Linked DNA regions of Mus musculus: region 2 is linked to region 1. A link is a loop called in an ENCODE intact Hi-C map of the cell type or tissue named here. Cell type or tissue: gastrocnemius. All regions are shown on one strand.

Region 1 (4,000 bases):
TTACACCTGGCGCGCATACATATACATATACGTATATACATATACATACATATATATTTATATATACACACACACATACATACACACACATTTCTGAAGATCAAACACAGATTCTTGTGATTGCTTACTGAGCCATCTTCCCAGCTCTCTCTTTATTTTCTGAGACATAGTTTTGCTATATAGCCCAGGCTTGCTCTAAGGTTATGGTACTACTGCCTTAATGCCCTAAGCCTCAGGGTTGAAGTCATGTGCCACCATGCTTAGCCCTGCCCTGCTCCCTACGTTTTAGCTTAGTAGACACTCTGTACTTCAGCCCTAAATACTCATACCTGCAACTTTTCAGAACAAGAACATTCCCTCATCTAGCCTCACTACCATTACCCTACCTAAGAAAACACACAGTGACTCAATAGGATTCTCGTACAATATCCATATTCAAATTTGCCCCCTTGTTTTCAAGACAACTTATGGCTGTTGCCCTCCTCACCTGACCCTGTGCTGATGAAGCTTTCTCCTCTGACTTTTCCTCAAGACAGACTCTTTGACTGGAGGACCAGACAACTAGCTAAATTTGCAGATGAAATTTTATTGCAGGCAGATCAAAGCATAAATGCAATGCGTCTTCCAATAATGCTAAAGCAGAGGCACCCAGAGAAAGGATGGCTTCCTCTGAACTGGTGGTACCCTGGGTAGTAAGGGACAGTCAGGCTAATCTGTCTGCCCATCCCTGCAGCTCAGGAGCTTAAGGAGACACAGCAGAGCCACAGCTGTCCAGGGCCAACTCCCCGTGGTACTGAAGGCTCCGGATCAGCCTGTAGGGTGGTGGGTATGGCAAATGTTTGCTATGTACAGTCTGGATGATCAAGTGTGCCACTCTCCTATCTTCCTAAGACAGCCAAACCTGTCTCTAGACACAAACAAATGTCTCCACAGAGCCCATGTCCCTCAGTCTCCAAGGAGAAATGCAGATTTTGGAAGGAACCACCCATGTTAAGCTGATACTGAGCGCAAGGCCTGGATAGACGTCAGGAGGGAGGACGTCACATCCTGCAGGAGCACTTCAGAGAAGAATCCGACTCTATTGGGGGCTGACTCCCTTGTGGAAGGCTCTTTCAATTGAGAGCTGAGCCAAGTCTACATGGGTAGAGGTTGGGGAAGAAGTGGAGGCAGAAGAAGGGACACAGGAGCAGTATTCCAGGGTCTGTACAGGACCGTGATGGGACCAAAGCAGGAAGATGGGTAAGCCAGGACTGGGAAGCCTAGAGGCCAGGTTAAAATTCTGGCCTTTCTTCCTGAAGCCTCTGGAAACCAATACAAAAGTAAGCCCGGAGTGTTTGGATGAGCTTGTCTGACAGACTCCTGTGCCCCCAAGGTGGAGGAGGAGGAGGCTTGTCCAGGTGTCCGCAGCACTGTCTGCACACTAAGCCAAGGACTCGGACTAGGAAGATGGCAAGTTCTAGAACAAACAATGCAAAACTGAGATGTCGGGCAGGGCAGGGGGAGGGACTTACGAGTGGTGGGGGGTAATAGAACACCTGCTGGCTCTGTCAGGTAAGGAGCTAAGTGAGAGGTGAGCTCACACCGCAGCCATTCTTGGGAACAGCACAGAACCTTCCAGAAGCCCCCAAGAGACACACACCTCTTTTCCAGACCCAGACTACCAAACCTAAGGCAGTTTCTAAGAGTCTCTGGCCACACTCCTGCAGAGAAGCACTCAGGCTGCAGCTGTGAGGGAGAGCGGCCCTGCCTGGCAAGAGGCTCCTTTGCGTCTGTTGGAGAAATGTGCTTTCTGTGGCTTCAACAGGAAGATGTGGGGACTGGTGAGGCATGCTCCTTGCCTTTCAGAGCGCCCCAATGCAAGGGGTGGGCATCAAGCTGCCACATATTTGCCTTCAAAGACTATGAAGAACTCTGGAATGGCCAAATGTGACATAACAGAAGAAACACTAGGGGGCGACAATGTACTATTTTTAAATAGTCCAATTTGCTAGGCTTCTCCAGACAGCACCGAGGGAGGGATGGAAAAGTGAGCAGAGATCCACAGGCGATCGCATCCTTTTTAACACTGGCAGTGGGGCAGCTTCATATATCGGCAACGTGCTATACTCTGCGATGATGACCTACCGTCCTCAGCTCTCACCTCCCACCACGTTCTTTCTTTCCTTGTGTTTCCTGAAACCATTCCCTCTCCTGCCGCAATCAGCGGTGGCCCTGAGGGACACATTCCTCCAGCAGTTACATCACAACCACATAAATAATCTTAGCACCCACATGCAGATGCACCATCCTTATTTATTTTTTGAAATGAAAATGGCTGGGCTCTTCTATGCAGAGTAAGATGATTCATATAGTACAAAAAAGCAAGAAGAAAGTTAAAACGATTTCACCCGAAATGTCGCTGTGATCATAGACAGCGGCTGCAAACATTTCAGGATCCAATATTGACATATGATCTACCTCTTCCTATATATGTGAAATAGGATTACATACAATTTGATATAGAAAAAAAATAAAATAAAAACAGGCTGGATGTGGTGGTTCAATGCCAAAAATCACAGATGCTCTCAGGCTGAGGCAGGAGGTTCTTAAATCTGAGCCCAGGCTAAGTGACATGGTGAGACCCTGACTCAGAAACCAATAAATCAAAACCCCAAACAAACCAACAAGAACAATGGAGGCATAAGGTCTGTAGGTAAGTTAATGATGGAGTCAGGAGGCCGTGCCTATAATAAATAGCGCCATCACTTTGAATGGCAAGTGCAGAGTTAAAGCCTCTGGGGATAGGACCACCTGCTGGGGAAGGAGACTGTAACTAAGGCCCATACTTGCCTCAGATTCCCTGGACCAGGCCAGAGGTACCAAGAAGGCCTCCTCACATGCGTCCTAGTTGAGAAGTACAATAGGAAAGAAGTCTCTTCCTGATCTATCCCCAGCTTGTCTCTCATCTTCCCAGACAGTGGGCTTCTGAACACTGGGGTAATGTGGAAGAGGCCTTTGCAGGATTCTGTACCAGAAAAGCCTCTGGCATTTATAGAAATAAAAAGTGCACAAAGGAAATATTTTTGACTTTGAGAGTCACGTGGTCTCTCTTGCCTTCAAAGCACAGAGCCGCAGAGGCAATGAGCTTGTGAGAGTGAGTGTGCCCAGAACTTACACACTGATGCTTGTGAGACTGAGTGTGCCCAGAACTTACACACTGATGCTTGTGAGAGTGGGTGTGCCCAGAAGTTACACACTGATGCTTGTGAGAGTGGGTGTGCCCAGAACTTACACACTGATGCTTGTGAGAGTGGGTGTGCCCAGAACTTACACACTGATGCTTGTGAGAGTGGGTGTGCCCAGAACTTACACACTGATGCTTGTGAGAGTGGGTGTGCCCAGAAATTACACACTGATGCTTGTGAGAGTGAGTGTGCCCAGAACTTACACACTGATGCTTGTGAGAGTGAGTGTGCCCAGAACTTACACACTGATGCTTGTGAGAGTGGGTGTGCCCAGAACTTACACACTGATGCTTGTGAGAGTAGGTGTGCCCAGAACTTACACACTGATGCTTTTGAGAGTGAGTGTGCCCAGAACTTACACACTGATGCTTGTGAGAGTGAGTGTGCCCAGAACTTACACACTGATGCTTATGAGAGTGAGTGTGCCCAGAACTTACACACTGATGCTTGTGAGAGTGAGTGTGCCCAGAACTTACACACTGATGCTTGTGAGAGTGAGTGTGCCCAGAACTTACACACTGATGCTTGTGAGAGTGAGTGTGCCCAGAACTTACACACTGATGCTTGTGAGAGTGAGTGTGCCCAGAACTTACACACTGATGCTTGTGAGAGTGAGTGTGCCCAGAACTTACACACTGATGCTTGTGAGAGTGAGTGTGCCCAGAACTTACACACTGATGCTGAATCTCAGTTCTATATGATTCCTGTGGGTCTTGAACTTGGATCTTTTTTGTATTGTTTAAAGATATGAGCATCCCAGTTCATATAAAACAAAA
Region 2 (4,000 bases), 270 kb after region 1:
CTAAGACCTGGAAAGCCATGAGTGACAGCTAAAATCACACCCATAGGATGGCTAAATGAAGCAGAGAAAGGTGGTCCTTGCTCGCCGAAGCAGTGAGCAAGGGCATCCGTGGCTGATGCTCTTCTACAGTGAAGACCTTGCCATATATATATATATATATATATATATGTGTGTGTGTGTGTGTGTGTGTGTGTGTGTGTGTGTGTGTATTTCCTTACATGGAAAAGTTCCCATTAATTATATATATAAACAACTTCAAACCTAAACAACAAGCTTTGACTTGATACACACCCAGGCAGTCTCTTGCCTCCCAGCAAAGGAAAATACCCATATCAAACTCCTCTTGAAATGCTTCTAGACTTTACATACTTTAAATGCTTCAGAAGAAACTCCTAACTGCACAGAGAATAAAGAAATACCAGCCTCCCAAACCTAGCTCCCAATTGACAAGAATAAGGGGAATTCAATATCAAAACTATGCAGATTACTCAAGTCTATCAAACAAAAAAGCAAGAGATCAAAAAAACAGCCATGAAAGTTTTGGAAAAGATCGCCAGCCTTCTGCACACAGGAATCAATCATAATGACAAACTCTGATGCAACTTTTTTTCTGTTTCCCTTTCCTTTTTCTTCTTCCATTTACATTAAAGGGTAATCGAGTAAGGCTTAAGTGAAGCTCTGCCTTTTGAGTTGGAGAGCAAATGCTAAATGATTCTGCATAAATAAATTTTACACTTAAAGGGGGACCAAGAACACATACTCCCATGTGAAGAGCTGAGCGTTCGATGCAAAGCTCCATAGACAACTGATGCCAGCCATCACTGTTTTGCTCACTACTTAGGCATGGGAAAAGTGACCACATGGCACTTCTAAAGAAGCAGGATATCCCAGGCTGACTCTTGACTGCCACACATTTTCTCAGAGAATTAAAGAATACTTTTAGAAGTGCCTTCTGTGAGGCTCCAAAAATACCACAAACAAACCAAAGCTGGGTACGGCCAGCCCTGCTCCCTGTAGAACTCACAGAAAGACGATCTGGTGACCCGAGGAGGGCATCAAAGAGCGCAGGGGCAATAGAGGAAATCGAGGATCGAAATCAGACTTTCTAGCAGGGAATGGAACACAAATAGGAAGAACTTTAAAGTTATACTTCAGGGCTATTAAGACACAATGAAATTATAAAACCCAATTCTGGAGGGGCACAAGATAAACAGGCATACACTGCCAGCCATGAACTCAGCTTCAATCTTCCTAAATGATCCTGCAGCCTTTAATAAGAACTGTTCAATAGCAGTAATTTCAAAGAAATAACCAGGAGGGGGGTGGTCATTTAGACCAAAAAATATTACATTTCATTAAAAAATAATGAAATTGAAAACAACGCTTCAACATACGGAAATAATTAGACAAACCATGACAAAGCACCGTAGTGCATAATAGCATTTTTGCTAAAGACATGCATAACATATCCCATTAAAAATACACTCGTAGGCAATTCTAACAGAAAGATACATATATTTAATAGACACATATATATTCAGCCCACAAGAAAATTGCAATGAAATGTATTTATATACTAACTGTAAAACACAAAATGAAAAGCAGGCTCATTGGAATATGTTGGTCTTAATGTTACATGGGAAGCCAAAGTGCTAACTAGTAGTTACCTCATAAACACTTTTATCCCTTGGGATATCTGTGTGCTATGGATATTTAATGTTTAATTTATTGATAGCTTGACAAGATCTCCAAATACCCGTAACATACCACTGAGGGGTTGTCTAGATGTGGGCAACCTCTGGGCAGGCCAGCAAGGGACTTCCTTTATTAGGTTAATGGAGATGGGCTGCATCATTCTGAGTAGACAGCTCTTTCGTCATAGACTGTACAAAGGAGAAAGCCAGCAGAGAATAAGACTGTTTTTCCTGAATTGAGAATACATTGTGACCAACTGCTTCAAGCTCCTGCTGCCTTGAAATCCCTGCTGTGATGGACTGTATCCTCAAACTGAGTACTTGATCATAGGGAGAGGAGAAGTAACTAGTATGGAAGACGTTAGGAAACAATAAAGGCACAGGACTCTAGCCTTCTGCAGTTCACCAGAGACCTACCTCAGCTCTCCACTGCCTTTTTTATCTTTAAACACATAATATATTAATTATTAGTTTACAGAAATAAAGTGTAGAAAAGAACATCAAAGGAGGTAATGAAGATAGCTATGGGGCACAGACAAACCAAAGCTGAAGATGCATGGGAAATGGAAGTAGCAGTGAGGGAGTGGGGTGAGAGGGTGGGGGCAGCCACACTCCAGAAAGCAGCTAAAACAGGAAGAGCACAAGTCAAAGGTCATATCCTGTGGAAGAACCTGAGATCGCCAAGATGCTCAGACCTGCTTCCAAGTGCCACCGGAAGCCAATGGCAGTTCAAATTAGACAGCGATCCCACAGGGCTTGGGCAGTCTGTCCCTGGCTGCCTCTCAAGAATGCCAGCGCTGATATGAAGAAAGGAAGTGAGGAACAAGGCCAAGGACAAAGGCAAGACCCAGACGAAAAGGTCAGATGCAGGGTGATCTTACAGGGAACTTCATGGCCGCCAAGTCCACACTGAGCACAGCAATCAATGGTCTTCACCCACAACCAATTTGGTTGAGAAAATGCAAGTACAAAAAAGGCGATACTTAAAGTAGAAAAAAGAGGCCATAGCAAAAGATAATGCAGCTATAATACCGAGCCACCTTAAGTCCAGAGATGGGAAGGGGAAGCACTAGCTGCCCATGATTCATGTACTGGTTCTTCCACAGCTAGATATGAAGCAAGGTAGATTGATAAAGCAGAAGAAAGACTGCTCAGTCATACTAGGGAGCAGATATTGCTGGAATTCACGAGCTCATCATCCAATTCAGTACATATGTAAAATTTATTAATTCAATAAAAATTCAAGAAATGCACTTTGGGATAGATATATGAATATTTGGAGGTACACAAAAATGTACACACACACTCATGTACATGTGTACTCACAATATATGCATACTCACACCTATATAATGCACTCACATTCACACACACTTATATAAATCACATATACACACACTCCCACATACAAATACACACACAATCACATACATATACATACAACTCTAATGAAATATCTTTTTATACACAAATCCAGGGGATATTAAGTATAAAGATGCCCATATAATACTGTGAGTAGAAGCAAAAGATGTAGACAAGCAAGGGAACTCTTCACTGTGGGAAGAGTTAAACACAAGAGGAAAAGTGGACGAATATAGAGAACACTACATACTACTCAAAGGTAATGAGCAAGAATGGCGTAATTCAGACAGACCTCAGAAGATGGTTCTGAATGAAATAAGAAACAAGATATCATGATCTAGAACACACAAAATACCACATAAAGCAACACATTAGCAGTGAGTGTCTGTGGGTAAAAGAGATCTAAGCACAAAAGAAAAGGAAATCAAAGAAAACACGCGATGAGATGAGAGTGTCTTTACCCTGCAAGAGTCAACACCCCATGAAAAACACACTGTCTAAACTGTTTGAACTTGACACGTATACTTTGTGTGTTCCTGTTTGTGCTAGTGTGTGACCTCACATGGAGGTCAGAGTTCAACCTTAGGCATAGCCTCCCCCTTGGTTTTTGAGGTAGCCTCTCACTGGGACCTGGGCTTGCCAATGAGACTAGACTAGCTTCCCAGGCATGGCTGCAGATCACCAATGTCCCCAGCACAAAGTACCCAGGGCTTCTTCATGTGGGTGCTAGGGAGGAAACTTGGGTCCCTAGGGTTACATGCCAAGTGTGGAACTGACTGGGCTCCCTCCAATCTCTTTATTTTTTTGTGTGTAACATGGGGTCTCAATACATAGCACTGGCTGACTCAGTGCTCACTGTGTAGGCCTGGCTGGCCTCGGATTTACAGGAATGCTCTGTCTCTGAGTGCCAGGGTTAAAGGCATAACCATACACCCCACTGTATA

Evidence for each region. A loop is a pair of places that touch in the nucleus more often than their neighbours do. Peaks named below come from ENCODE experiments on the same cell type or tissue, not always from the same donor. Only the 100,000 strongest peaks of a DNase experiment are listed, where the experiment ranks them.
Region 2: a loop joins it to region 1, with 2.6 times the contacts of the local background. A loop is called at or near these places in 4 of 42 quality-filtered maps.

Annotation. Positions count from the first base shown.
Region 1 is chr14:12,138,055-12,142,054 of GRCm38, reverse strand. All of the region lies in intron 8 of Ptprg (protein tyrosine phosphatase, receptor type, G), which reads right to left. Among named protein-coding and RNA genes, the nearest start is that of 3830406C13Rik, 140 kb to the left of the region's middle. In gastrocnemius, a CTCF peak has its summit at 1,936 (motif pointing right); DNase peaks (open chromatin) are centred at 1,433, 1,972 and 2,780; H3K4me3 peaks cover 249 bases.
Region 2 is chr14:11,867,261-11,871,260 of GRCm38, reverse strand. The region is part of intron 2 of Ptprg (protein tyrosine phosphatase, receptor type, G); the gene reads right to left. Among named protein-coding and RNA genes, the nearest start is that of Gm52128, 300 kb to the right of the region's middle. In gastrocnemius, no CTCF peak of the experiment used is centred here; a DNase peak (open chromatin) is centred at 2,433; H3K27ac peaks cover 2,267 bases.